2 separate regions of the Homo sapiens genome follow, and region 1 is linked to region 2. A link is a contact called in ENCODE Hi-C or POLR2A ChIA-PET data. All regions are on one chromosome and are shown on one strand. The core of a region is the stretch at or near the end of the contact, and the rest is flanking DNA. Distances in the headings are between cores, read along the strand shown.

Region 1 (6,827 bases), core at 3,798-6,297, 5.3 Mb after region 2:
TGTATACACGATTAGATCCTATAAAAAGTGTAATAGAAGGTAAGACACAATTAAGCTTTTAATCACACAGTACTACTACAAATAATGGTATCTCACTTATTTTTAAAGATTTTTTTCATTAATTCTCATTATAATAATTACCAAAAGAATTTGGAAGTAGATCAGTGAAGGAAGGAAAAGAAGGAAATGTTAGGCTTGATCTGGGCCTTCACTTACTTGAATGCAGAAAGCAAGTGTGATGTGAACAAAAGCAAGACTATCTCTATAAACCTCTAGCTCTATTTTAAAAAGTATTTATCATGATATTTATTTCAAAATTATCAAATAAGAAAGTTTTTAAAAAATAGAATATACAATAATAAAGACATTTAGAAAATCAAATTGTCTGTTTTGATTCCTTCATTAGCTCCCCAGTATCTACAAGCTTTCAAGTACTTACAGCATGACACATAAAGGCCTCTGAGGCCAAGTATACACCAGCTACATTTCCTGCCGCACTCATATTTCATATTTTGCCACCACATCTTTGTTATACTTCTTTGCCTGAAAAAGCCTTTCTACTTTCCTTAAATGGCTAACTCTTCTTACACATCCTTCAAAACTCAACACAGAATGGCCTCTCCCCCAGGAAGCTTTGCCTAAAAACCACAGGCTGATTTAAAGGCTTCTCCTTTATGCTTCAAATAAGAGGATCCTTGGCATACTTCTTTACCTCAAAATGTAACATGTTAGATTGCAATTCTGTTCAGTGTTTAAAGGGCAGCATCCTTTTACTTTTGTGCCTAAGCAACCAGCATGGTATCTGCCACCCGGTAGGAATTTTAAAAATGTTTGATGAACTGAATTGTAAGAATTATGAGATATAGAAAAAAGAATTTGTAGGTATATCTCATGTCTTCGAGGGGTTAGGAGAACTTGAGATCCATCTTGAATTTACAGTACTGGAGCTCTGAATGCAGCTAGTCTCTGCTTAATTCAGCATTTGGACAAATAAAGTAACTATTTTAAATTGCACTTACAAAATGTCAGTTCTAAACAGGTAGCCACAAAGTCTGGAAACACAGATAAAATTATTTTGTCATATACTATAATGTAATGCCAATAGACCTTTTGTTTTTACCACTGTTTCCAGACAAGGTGGCTACTTGTTTTTAATATAAGCTACTAATACAAATACCTACTGCAGTTAAGAACATCACTCTTTTAAGAGCCTCCAAAAATCAGGAGATTCAGGTAAGTGTCCTATCAAGATTTATCACTGATAAGTCTAGATCATCATGAAGTACATTGGAAAGGCAACAGGAAGCAAAGTAAGCCCGAAGATTCTAAGGGAAGCAACTCCTTTCTACATAGGCATTTAAGGCATTTACTGCTAGCAAGCTTTCCCTAGGAAACTGAAAAAGAGATTTAACGTCCATCAAAAGTAAAGGAAGAACTTTCTCCTGGTGTGGCAGAAGTATGTGTTTTTAATTAGTCATTGATTAGAAGTATTGGTATCAAGATGGAAATGATGATGATTTTCAATTTCAAGGAAGAGATTATATTCCTCATATGTATTCTGCCAACAGGTTTTGTTTTTTAAAATATTTTGAACAGAAAATATAATTCATAAACTTAATCCTCTAAAAATCACAATAGGAAGTCAGCTAAACTAACTCTAATCCAACCATTCTAGTATATACTATCCAAGGGCTGAAGTGTCAGGCAATGACTCCTAGGCCTGACTCTGTGCCAAGACCCTAAGGCCTAATGCTGTGTCTTCCCACCTCCAGAAAAAGAGTTAAACCTGTTAATTGTGAACCAGGATAAAAGGTTGAAAAACGGAAATAGAGTGGGGGATTCCGGGGTGGGCAACAAATGCATGGTGCTTGTCACTCACAAGACGGAAAATTGGGTTTCTGTTGTAAAATATTGTTTACTTAATAGCACCGCTTAAGTACTATTTATTCAGTAACTATTACAATGCAAAATGGAATCTGCCTTTAAGGATTAAAGAGGAAATTACCATCTCACTGTTAAAATTTTTCAATGCTTACAGTATCACTACACCCTCTTTTGGAGTAATTGCAAAGGGTCAGGGATGAACCAAAATACAATGCATATAAATATTAAAAGAAACTAATATATATGTTTTAAATGGCACTGAAGTTTGAGGTTAAATGTTCTGGAAAAAGGATAATAAAAAACTTAATAAAGTATGCCCTGAAAATTGCAACATTACAACATATTTAAATAAAAATACATGCTTGTAACTTTATAAGAACATTTCTTAACTGAAATATTCAAAGAAATAGCCTTTGATAACAGCCCAGCATAGAATACAAACTACAGTACTTAAACATAAAATCACTGAATTTTGTCATCAATATTATGAAAAACTAAAGCAACTGACATTTGAAGTTTTCCTAAGTGGAAAGGTAGTAGATAAATGACTGCTAATGTTTCTGACAAAACAAATACCCATACAGTGCAGAAGATTTCTTTATGAAAAGAAGAATCAATCAGTATCCTTTAAAAGTAGTAAGCCTAGGAATACTATTTTTTTTTTTTTTTTTTTTTTTTTTGAGACGGAGTCTCCCTCTGTTGCCCAGGCTGGAGTGCAGTGGCGTGATCTCGGCTCACTGCAACCTCGGCCTTCCGGGTCAAGCAACTCTTCTGCCTCAGCCTCCCGAGTAGCTGGGACTACAGGCGCGCGCCACAATGCCCGGCTAATTTTTGTATTTTTAGTAGACACGGGGTTTCACCATATTGGTCTCGAACGCCTGACCTTATGATCCGCCCGCCTCGGCCTCCCAAAGTGCTGGGATTACAGGCTTGAGCCACTGCGCCCGGCCAGAATACTATTCTTAACTGCCAATCTTACATACAGAAAATGTGAATTACAATATACTATGCATGCAATTTTAAGGCAATTTAACGATTAAGTGAAAGTGTTATTAACTGAATTCCTTGACTTCTTGTGTCTCTAAAATTAAAGCAAAAATATTTTCATAAGGAAATTCTCCCTTATAATTATCAAAGAGCTTTAAAACATGTTAAAATGTTCACTTAACAAAAGTAAAACAGAGCAAGCTTAAAAATAAAATTATCTGATTAGAAACGTCAGCCATAAAAATGCTTGTATCTTCTTCAAATTTGTTACTCATATGCTAACACAGCGATTAGTCAAACCTCCAACTTCCTAAAAACGCATTCTATCTTAACCAAATCGTAATTCACTAATCAATGATCCCAAGAGAAACCGCAACCATTCTATTCACACACAAAAAAGGATGGTCTTCAATTACAGAAATTCTACTTTTAAAAAGTCTTGCCATGTAAGCAAATATATTTCACCTCAATTTTGGATCCCTACTTTAGAAAAAAAAAAAGATCTAAAATGTACAATATGTATCTCAAAAATAAAACATCTATTAATACCTCCAATTATTAAGATACTAGAAAAAGTTTAATTGAGCATCTGCTCAGAGGAGGAGGATCCGAGGCAGATGAGTTTAAAACTTTTGCACCGCTTCTATGGACCAGTTTTCTTAAAAAATACACAATCCTAGGGGTACACGGTCTAATATTTATAAAATAAGCACTTGTTGAAAATTACTTCCGAACAGTTCACCATAAAACTAAAAAACAGTGTTATCAATGAGAAAGTAGGTTTATTTTCCTTTAATAAAATTGTGCTCCTGGGTTCAAAATGCCAGGTTACATACGCTGCCACTCATTTCTACAGAGCTATGCTGTCTCCGCGCAGACATTCTCATAGACTTGAAAACGTAAAGTGGCCACACCACGTCAAACGTCCCTGGCAAGGTTCTGCTTATCATTAGCACCACAGATGTAAACATTACGTCGACAAAACAATCGGTGAATGTGATACACAGTCCTCATGTGTTTAAATATTAGTGAAATCTGATAAGTATTACGATTTTAAAAACGTATTTTCTTAATTCCAATTTCCAAATTGATGTCAGAGTGCCTCTAGTCCAGACAGAAACTAATGCCAGCTACCAGCTGCTATAAAGCCTCTTTCAACTTTGTCTCTACTTCTCCCTCGGAGGAAATTCAAATGAAACGCTTTTCCCTACAATAAAACAAAGAGCCTGGGTAAATGTCAAAAATCGTTGGCATCCAGTAGTGGTATAGTTTGAGGATGAGTCGTGCACACTAAGTGGGTCACAAGGCATCAAAGCAAAAATCAGATCGCTGAAAATCACGGAAACAGCTGTAGCCCGTCTTGATCTCTCGCTGGTTTTAAAACACTGTTCCCAAGCAGTAACTGAAAACGTCCCACAAGATGAACACGAACTTTCTCTAGACGAAAGGCAGCTGGGAGCAGGACGCGTCCACGAGTCCCGATGGGAACGCGCCCACGCCGCAGCTGGGACTCGGGAGAGGCTAGGGGGACCGCGTGGCCTTGCTGTGGAAGGGACCCGCGCGGGCCCGCCGCGAAGGGGGCCCTGCCTGGCGCGACCTGGGGAGAGCCGGGGCCGGCCGGGTGGAGGGCGCACGGGGACACACGGACACGCACAGACACAGACACGCGCCCCGGGCTGAGGAGGGTGGTGGGAGGACCGCCGGCCGCCCCCCGCGCGGAGCCCCAGGGAACCCGGACTCCAGCCGCAAAGCGGAGAGGCGCCAGCAGCAATCAGCCACCTCAGGGGCGGCGGAGTCCAAGCCCCTCTCAGCCGGACCGTACCGCCTAAACCCTCCTCGGGTCCTCCTTCCTCACGTATGAGGTCTCTGTACCGAGGCGGCTGGTTCCATCGCAGCCCCGAGCCAACCCGCCAATCCCGCAGGACACTAACCGCTCCGGCCGCCGCAGGTTCTCCCGGGACTGCCCCCTCCAGGGGGCCGCTGTCCCGCCCCACGCCGGGGGCCGCCACAGGACGAGTTCTCTAGCTCCAGCCGGGCGAGGCGCCAGGGAGCTCCGAACGTGGCAGGATCCACTTTTACTTTTCCAGACAAGGGCCGACGGTTGTGACCTGGCTTCTCGTGAAGTGACTCCTGGCGACAGCAGCGGAGAGGACTACCGAAGCTTGCAGTCGCGGTTTGAAAACTGCAGCCGCGTCTGGGGCATCGCCGTTCGCCAGATCCCTCCCCCTAGGTCGGGAGAGCCAATCGGAACGGGTGCGGAGGGTGGGTCTGTCACGTGACGGGAGGGGCGGGGCACCGGCCGGGGGCGCGTGTGCGGGGCGGGGCCCGGCGGTGAGAGGGTGCGGCGCCTGGCTGGCCCGAGGCGGGGCGGGGAGGCGCGGCGGCGTGGCGGCGCAGGTGGGGCGCACTCGGGCTGCCGCGAGGGAGGGGCGGAGGGGGCGGCGCTGCAGAGGGGGCGCGCGGGGCTGGAACTACTGCTCTGTGTACTCCTTCCCACCTTCAGAGAGGTCAGTTCGAGAGGTGTGAATATCCGGAGACCGGGGAGAAGGAAGCCGCAAAATTCGTCCCAGCTGCCTGCGACTAGTTACCAAACTTCAGTGCCTACCAAAGACCTATTTTCTGACTCTTCTTGAGAGTCTTCCTTAGGACCGGAACGTACCCTGTAAGTGGAGAACCCAGTTTGCTACAACTTGGCAGAGGTTCCTCGGAGTGTCAACATCAGTTGGGGATTTATGGAACCTAGACCCCACTGCTAACGTCCGCTGTCGCGAATGGTGTCCCTTCTGAGGCACTGACTGAAGGCAGTGTAGGGAGGGTCCCAATAGGCTGAATAGCCGATTTTGCATTTATAGTGCTAAGGAAAAAGATGAAAGCCCTCAGCAACCTACTCAAGATCTGTTATCCTTTGAAGACAGTGGAAATTTTCAAAGTTCTGTGCAAGACACAAATGTTTTACATAGATATATAATCCTAGTTTATATGTATAGGATACACACATACTCATACATATATGGGATTAGTTATGTAATCTAGGATTGCTTTCAGAGGACATTTACGATAATTGCAGAAAACCCTTCCGTGGGAAAGGATACTGGGAGTGGAGTCGTCCTCTTGCTTTCAAAAGACTTAATGTTCAGTTAGCATATAAAGGACAGGTTTTCTTGTTCTATCCCAGTAAGCCAAGCAAATTCCTGTGAAGCTAGCTGTTTCCCTTTCCTACTGCATTTTCCCCAAGATAAAGGTATAGAATGCATCACAGCCCTTTTATGAAGTCTGTTTGTTGTTACTTAGGTTAACTCCTCCTCCCAGGTTAATAATGTCTTGCCCCTAAACCTTGTCAAATGGAGAATATTGCTTCCATCTATCTAATTTCTTGTTGCTAACAATTGGGCTGACTAGAGAAGCCTAAAGTTAGGATGAAAATAAAATGCCACACACTGGAATTAACTTTTCTGGGGTATAAGAATCCGTAAGCAATGAGACTGTTCCCATCTTTTCTTTCATGAGCATAGGTGTTGCATTCCAGAGGTCTCAGCACCAGTACCAAAACTAGTAACCTCTTGGGGGTCACAGGATTACATCATTATGGTGGTTTTGGGGTTGTGTGTTTAACTTTGGACCTCCTTAATTTCAACATTTCATCAATTGCCAGCTTTTAGCAATCTTCTCACACTCACCCCATACTCCCCGTCACTAATCCAGTCCCAGATCACTTCACACCTAGACACAGACTTTTCTCTCTCTGGCACCACTGTAAGCCAGTCCTCTTGGTCACAATACCTCTGCTGTAACCAGCCAGCCTCCTAGGGATATTGTCATGTCTTGCATTTTCCTGCTTCTGCCTTAGCTCCAGCTTATCACCATCCTCCTCATCCATACCTGTTCATCAGTTTCTGACTTTAAGAAGGTTACCCTCTTCAGGAATCAGAACTCTGCTGATTCCTACTTTCTGTTCC
Region 2 (7,027 bases), core at 1,801-4,300:
CTACTAGTTTTTGTGAAGGCGCAATCTGGAATTTCTATATATATATATTATTTTATCTTATTTTATTTTATTTTTTGAGATGTAGTATCGCTCTGTTGCCAGGCTGGAGTGCAGTGGTGCGATCTTGGCTCACTGTAACCTCGGCCTCCCAGGTTTGAGTGATTCTCCTGCCTCAGCCTCCCAAGTAGCTGGGATTACAGGTGTGTGCCACCACGCCCAGCTAATCGTTGTATTTTTAGTAGAGATGGGGTTTAACCGTGTTAGCCAGGATGGTCTCAATCTCCTGACCTTGTGATCTGCTCGCCTCAGCCTCCCAAAGTGCTGGGATTACAGGTGTGAGTCCACCGCGCCCGGCCTATATATGGATTTTATTATGATCTTGAAACATTAGCCTTTTGTAATCTTCGACAGAACAAAGAAGCTCAGGAACATAGAAGCACAGGAACCTTTCTTCAAGTTAGAACAGACACAAAGTGCACAAATTCCAATTATTCCTTTTGATGGCTGATTACCTGATGATGGCTATGGGACAGCAACTCTTTGTAGTGTAGCTGCACTTAGGAGCAAAAAGGAAGTCGAAGAGTAGATCTGACAACCCAACCATAGTTAATGTGGAGAGCATTTTTCTATTTGTAGATATTTTGGTGGACTACTTATTGTATGTATACAAATGTTTTTATACTTTTTACATGATGATTACATGAGTTTATGTAATGATATAATTCAATTTAACATAACTGAAACTTCAAAGTTGTGTAATGGTTACAAAGTTGTAGATAAAAATATCTTTAAAGATTAAAAAATTATATAAGATGAAGAAAAGAATCAAATGAAAGTATTGAGTCACATTTTTATTCTATTTATAATAGTTTCTTTGCTGTCTATAACCTTTTCATTAGCCTTCTCAAACAAGGGGTTAAATTTCAGTGGACTCAATTCTTCCAAATTTTGGGAGTAATATCTATCCATTCTCACCAAAAGCAGAAAGTCTGGAAACTACCAGAAAATAAAACTCTAGAAACTAGAAACTCTAGAAAATAATCTGTTACTAGGTTAGCTTTCTTATTTGTTAAGTGAACTATAAAGCCTTTAAACCTTTAAATATCTAAAACAATTTTCATAAGAAACTCAGAGAAATTAAGGGAGAAACTGAGAGGAAAACAGTAACTGGATTGTCAGTTGCTTTGTGTTGTTGAGAAAAAAGAGGCAGTTAAAATTGATAACTAATTGCAGCTAATATATTGGACAATATTAAAGTCTGCAAGTCATTAACAAGTCAGGGTTAGGCAGGGGTAATATTTGTTACCTTTCCTCTGAAACTTGATGTCTCTATTCCTGAATATATCATTACTTTGATTCATCAACATTTTTGGACAAGTAACATTAGTAATAAAAGCTATCTAAGTACTTTCCCATTGTCCTGCTTTTTTTTTTTTAAATAAAAAAGGTGACTATGTTTTACACATGATAGTTTTTTCCATGTTCTTCTGGTTAAAGAGCAGATAGAAAAAAAAAACTTAAAACACGGCAAGGCTGTAACATGCCAAAGGTCACATAACCTGTAGGTACAGCCAGATTTCCTAATTATTAATCTATTGAAATATTTTACAGTTCACTAGATTACTAAATCCGGTTATCAATTAATGATGCACCTGACATACACCCTTCTAGTTTCATAAAAATCACCTCATTAGGCCGGGCGTGGTGGCTCACGCCTGTAATCCCAGCAATTTGGGAGGCCCAGGGGGTGCAGATCCCTCGAAACCAGCCTGGGCAACCTGGCGAAACCCCGTCTCTACCAAAAATACAAAAAAAAAAAAAAAAAAAAGCAGGTGCTGGCTGAGGTGGGAGGATCACCGGGGCCCCTGAGTTCAAGGCTGCAGTAAGCCGTGATCGCGCCACTGCACTTCAGCCTGGGCGACAGAGTGAGACCCTTTCTCAAAACGAACACACACAACAACACAGTAACAACACACCAACCCCCAAAACATCTTATTAAACTCTGTGGATCTACTCCATTTAAACCTAATTGTTTCAGGAAATAGTCTAAAAACATTTTTTTGTCCTGGAATGTAATGTGTATGTAGCCTCAGGGAATAACTCAGTTTATCAGGTTCTTGGCTGTTTTTCCACAGGTCCAAAAGGATAAATGGATAAAGTGATGCTGAAATAACTTAGAGAACCCGTATTCCAACGCTTCTATTTTAAAACAGTGAAGCAGTTTTTAAAATAGAAAAGTATCTACAGTTTTGCTTTCAAGCAAATAGCGTTAACGGAATCATTGCTATTCAAAACTATTTTTGAAGTATCGGTGTACATTTAAAAAAAATAATTTTTAAAAAAGAAAGCTGTCGTATTCTGGATTCCGCAACCCCCCCACCCCGCCTCGCCACTCGTCGCCCTCCCTCCACCTCCACCCTCCCATGGCTTAAGTCGCATAGCTGAAAGGATTTTGCTCATTTTTTCCAAAACACTTCACGTCTGGGTAGTAGCCAATCATGGAAAGTTTCAAGCAAATGTTACATTTGGGAGAGGGATGAAGCTTGTCCGGGGCTGCTCTCGGAGGAGTCGCCAGACGCCCTGACCTGGGGGCCAGATGCGAGCTGGGATCGGCTGAGTTCCGACAGCTCGGCCAGACTCAGCCCTGCCAAACCTGCTGACCTCACTGCCCTCGGCTGCGGGGGATCTCGCCCATGAGTCTCCCCAACAGCTCGAATTCCCAGAGTGGAGGAGCCCACTGCTTCATAAATGCGAGAACCCAGAGCCCCTAGTACCCAACTAGGCTAGCCTCGGAGTTGGCACGGCGTGCAGAAAGTGGCTACTGAGCAGCCGGGCCTGGCTCACCCGCTTCACACGTCAGTTTGACTCCTCTCCCCGCCCCCCACCAATCCCCCGCCCTACTCTCCGCGCACCCAGAGCCGAGAGAAATTTGACTGCCCTAATCGCCAATCAAAAGAGAGGTCGAGGATTTGAGCCAATCGCAGCGGGCGAAAGGGGCGGGCCGTCGGCGAGCGCTGAAGGTCTCTAGCCCTCCCCTGCGCTTTAGCCTCAGTGCGGAGCCTTAGGCGGAGCGAAGAGAACCGGTCGCGGCAATCCTAGCGCGCAGCAGCAGCAGCAGCAGCAGCAGCAGCAGCAGCAGCAGCAGCAGCACCCGCATCCGCTGCGGGAGTCCGAGCCGGAACCACACCCAAGTAGCTGCCCTTTCCTCTTCTGTCATCTCACCGCCCCACCACAGACCGCGTTCCCCGAGGAAACCGGCCGCCCACGCCCGGAGCATCCTCCCCTGTTGAGCGGGCGCTGACGGACCCGGCGGCATGATGCGGCTGCGAGGCTCGGGGATGCTGCGGGACCTGCTCCTGCGGTCGCCCGCCGGCGTGAGCGCGACTCTGCGGCGGGCACAGCCCTTGGTCACCCTGTGCCGGCGTCCCCGAGGCGGGGGACGGCCGGCCGCGGGCCCGGCTGCCGCCGCGCGACTCCACCCGTGGTGGGGCGGGGGCGGCTGGCCGGCGGAGCCCCTCGCGCGGGGCCTGTCCAGCTCTCCTTCGGAGATCTTGCAGGAGCTGGGCAAGGGGAGCACGCATCCGCAGCCCGGGGTGTCGCCACCCGCTGCCCCGGCGGCGCCCGGCCCCAAGGACGGCCCCGGGGAGACGGACGCGTTTGGCAACAGCGAGGGCAAAGAGCTGGTGGCCTCAGGTGAAAAGTGAGTGTCTCCGCGAGGCGCAGGAGGCCTCGTTCCTTTCGGGGCCCGGGCTCAGGCTGTGTGGGGCCCTGCGGTGGGGCGGGATAGGAGCCGAGGGTCTAGAAAAGAGAAAGAAAGAGGTGCCGGGCGGCCTGCGCCGTCTGCGCCATGTGATTAGGCCCGGCCCCGCCCGCGCCTTCCCCGCCCGCAACCCTCCGCCAGGCACCCACTTCCCTTCTCCGCCCCCGGCGGGGGTCGCCCTGGTGGGGCCGCGGTGGGGCCTGATGGGCTCGCCTGGCGTCCCCAGCGCCAGAGAGGCCGCTCCCCTGCCCGCGCTGCGTGCTCAGCTCCCTGGCTTGCGGCTGCAGCGCCTGGCCGCCCGCCCCAGCCATTCGTGGGCGATGCTGCACGAACATCTCCACCGAGTGACATTTAGGAGTTGGGCGTTCAGCAGAGCCTTTACCTTCCTGACTTGTCGCTTTTCCTGGCTCGTTTCCGCTCTGCCTGCCCTCCCTTGGTTTCTGCCATCATCCGGTTGGAAGCCAGATGTGACAGAGAGCTCTTTATATTTCGGGAGTGGCTACCTCAGGCACGTGTAGAGCCATCTGGGGCACCGGAAACAATGTTTCAGAAGTGAGATTAGGAGGAATCCGGTCATGTGGCCGAGAAGATGGGGCACGCAGTATAGACCACCTGTTTGCATAAGGGACCAGCTTTGGCTTGTCAGGTCTTCCGTGAGATGGGGAGATTTTTAGAAATAAAAGTTAAATAGCCAAGATGAAATGTGACGTAATACACTAACTCAGTGAAAAATCTGAGTTGAGTAGGTTTTGTGACTTCATTGTGATAGGATGTTGACTCATCCTGTATGTGTACGGCACAGTAGTTTAGTCTTAAAGCAAAACTGGTTTTTCTTAAACAATATGCAAAGCAGTCTCCTATATATTTTTGTCTTGTGTAATACAAATGGACCACTTTGTTTTCCCAAAATGGGTAAAAATTTACGGATCTGCTTTCATTATACCTTACTCTTTTTCTGGCTTTGTACGCTGACACTCTAACCTGTTTTGCTTCCCTTTTATTTCTGCTGCTATTTCCAGCTCTAGAGTTCCTTAAGTCAAACTGAAAGTGAGAACATTGTTATAATTTCAATCTCACGCCTGCTTGATGTTTTCCTGTAATTGAAGTTGGGACCTTCCAGAAACTTTTCTAAAGTTCTTCTCCCAGACTGAAAAAGATTATTTGAAAAAAATCACTTGATGATGGGCGAAATTTGTGGTATTTTGTGATGTTGGTTTTGTGCCACAAAATAGCGTCCTGACCATGGACAGGTTATTTAATATCTTGGGTTAGATGACTTAAATCCTTTCAAGTTCTAAAAAGCTATACTTCTGTTAAATTTGTACTTCTCTCATGTTTTAGGGACTAGAATGATAATTTAATCTCATCTGGGACTCACTTTTACTTTAACATCATCCGGTTTACCAAGGAAGTAACGAGTTTACATGCAAGTGCCCAAGGTACAGAATTGCAAAATGCAGTCACAACCGTTTAAAAGTTCATCTTAAAGGCTACAAGATGGGAACTGCATTCTAGTAAAATTATGTCTTCAGGTCTGTGTCTCTGCAGTGGCTCTAGTGCCTCTCTTTTTTTTCCTCTTTTGTCAAACAGGAAATTGAGCTTCTTCTGTGATTCACTTGTCCAGAAGTTTCTGGTTTCATTGCCTTTTTAATAAAAAATCACCTTTTAGCAAGGGCCTCAAGGTTGTGAAGAAAGTTTTTTAATTTGGTTAAAGTTTCTATTTCCTTAATGATCTGGTTTCCAAATGTAGCTTTCCCTCTTTGGCTCCTTTCATTTTGCCTTTATGTGACAAACATTTCTCTTATCCTGGGAGGTAAGCTCCCAGTTGATCCTGTTATCCTTTCTAATGCTTAGCCTGCAAAGCATAGGTCATCCCTCAGTCAGCAGTCCACCTGGTATGCTAGCACTCACTCAGGACTGTGCCAGATTTTATGTAGTATTATTAAAAGAAATAACCATGAGAAAATTAAATTAACATTTTGTAAAAGGCTTAGAACAATATTTGGCGTGTGTTAAATGACACATAACTATTTATTAAATAAATGAGAAAACATTGCTTCTTCATTATTGTAAAGCCTGTTAAAGAGATTGGCCTTGGAATTTCAGGCTTGCACATGAAGGTTTTTAATTTTTTTAGTTTCCACAAAAATGTTTATCTTGAGAAATTGCTATACATCTGTCTTATATGAAACTATGTGAGTTGCACTGTTTACCTTTTGCTCTGCTGATAAATAAGTTCAGAGTAAATTTAATGCTTAACCACACCAATTTCATCAGTTCACATGGCTGGGATATCTGCGTTTCCTCCTTTCCTTGGTCCTGAGTTTATATTTTATTTACTTTATATTCTGGAAGGAGGCGTGATATAAGCAAGTTACTTTACCTTTTTTTCACAAACTCTTTGAACTAATGTCACTTTAGACTATGCTGTTTCCATCACGCAACTTTAGTGTGGTTTAGGATACGAACGTCTTAATATCACATAGAAAAATTTAATGATCTTTGCTCAGTTTTGTCTTTAGTGATCTTATTTAATTTTGTTATGGTTCATTCTGTTATCTTGAAAACCAACTTTGCTTGCCTCTCTTCGTTTTCAAAATTGTTCTCTCTTCTTTCCTAGTTCTTTTTGAATTTCCTCACTGGGTAAAAACCCTGAGGCTGAGGCCTTTGTCCCTTTCCCACTTGTCTGCCTTCTCAACAGCGTATCCCTTCTTTCAGCTTTGACTCTCATCTTTGTGTAGGTAATACTTCACCTCTTAATCCAAAGCTCTGTTCTTAAATTTGTCGCCACATATTCAATGACTTCAAATTTTAAGTCTGTACCCTGATATTCATTCTTTTCTCCAATTCAACCTATTTTGCGTACTGTTATGAGAGTAATTTTAGAGTTTTAATTTGAAAATAGCACTCTCTTCCAGAAAACCAGCAGGATCTGGAATGAGCATTATATTAAAGTCACAAACTATGTTATGGTTTATGCCAGCACTTGCCCATATGGACATTTTTATCATACTTTTCTCTGTTAAGCTGGTTATACTTATTTCCATAAAGTCCAGAAGTATGTATCCTATCTTAGTGAATGGTCCCTAGGAAGAGTCAGAGGGATAGAGGTAAGGGGCATTATTAAGTTTTTTTATTTGGACATTTATTTTTTAATGAGAAAGGAAAAGAGATACATAACAGAAATTGGGCTGGAAAAATACCAGCATATGTATGTTGTTAGAAAATAGATAATTCATACAGGATGCAATATTGAAAGTATTCTGT

The links. Hi-C counts contacts between places; a loop is a spot of excess contacts on that map. ChIA-PET counts read pairs that join two places held with the same protein, here RNA polymerase II (POLR2A). Pooled maps may share reads with other maps.
Region 1: a map of naive thymus-derived CD4-positive, alpha-beta T cell shows a loop between it and region 2 (8-fold over the local background). The contact joins the promoter of STK17B here to the promoter of GLS in region 2. A Hi-C loop is called at or near these places in 2 of 168 maps with a recorded cell type or tissue (CD4-positive, alpha-beta memory T cell and naive thymus-derived CD4-positive, alpha-beta T cell), 4 of 37 single-sample maps with no recorded cell type and 13 of 50 pooled maps. POLR2A ChIA-PET finds 5 or more read pairs at or near these places in 2 of 52 experiments (CD4-positive, alpha-beta T cell and CD8-positive, alpha-beta T cell).

What each region holds. Positions count from the first base shown.
Region 1 is chr2:196,166,531-196,173,357 of GRCh38, forward strand. It overlaps STK17B (serine/threonine kinase 17b), which reads right to left and starts at 5,048. Exons shown (of 8, transcript NM_004226.4): 1 at 4,803-5,048. It overlaps LOC101927454 (a long non-coding RNA gene), which reads left to right and starts at 5,009. Exons shown (of 2, transcript XR_923737.2): 1 at 5,009-5,101; 2 at 5,375-6,318. RefSeq lists an enhancer at 631-700 and silencers at 4,374-4,593, 5,114-5,343.
Region 2 is chr2:190,877,771-190,884,797 of GRCh38, forward strand. It overlaps GLS (glutaminase), which reads left to right and starts at 3,051. Exons shown (of 18, transcript NM_014905.5): 1 at 3,051-3,700. The coding sequence starts at 3,315. It overlaps LOC124906110 (a long non-coding RNA gene), which reads right to left and starts at 4,218. Exons shown (of 2, transcript XR_007087791.1): 1 at 4,143-4,218; 2 at 1-3,798. RefSeq lists enhancers at 2,439-2,578, 3,975-5,174, 4,339-4,528 and silencers at 2,849-3,108, 3,449-3,508, 3,559-3,648, 3,709-4,018.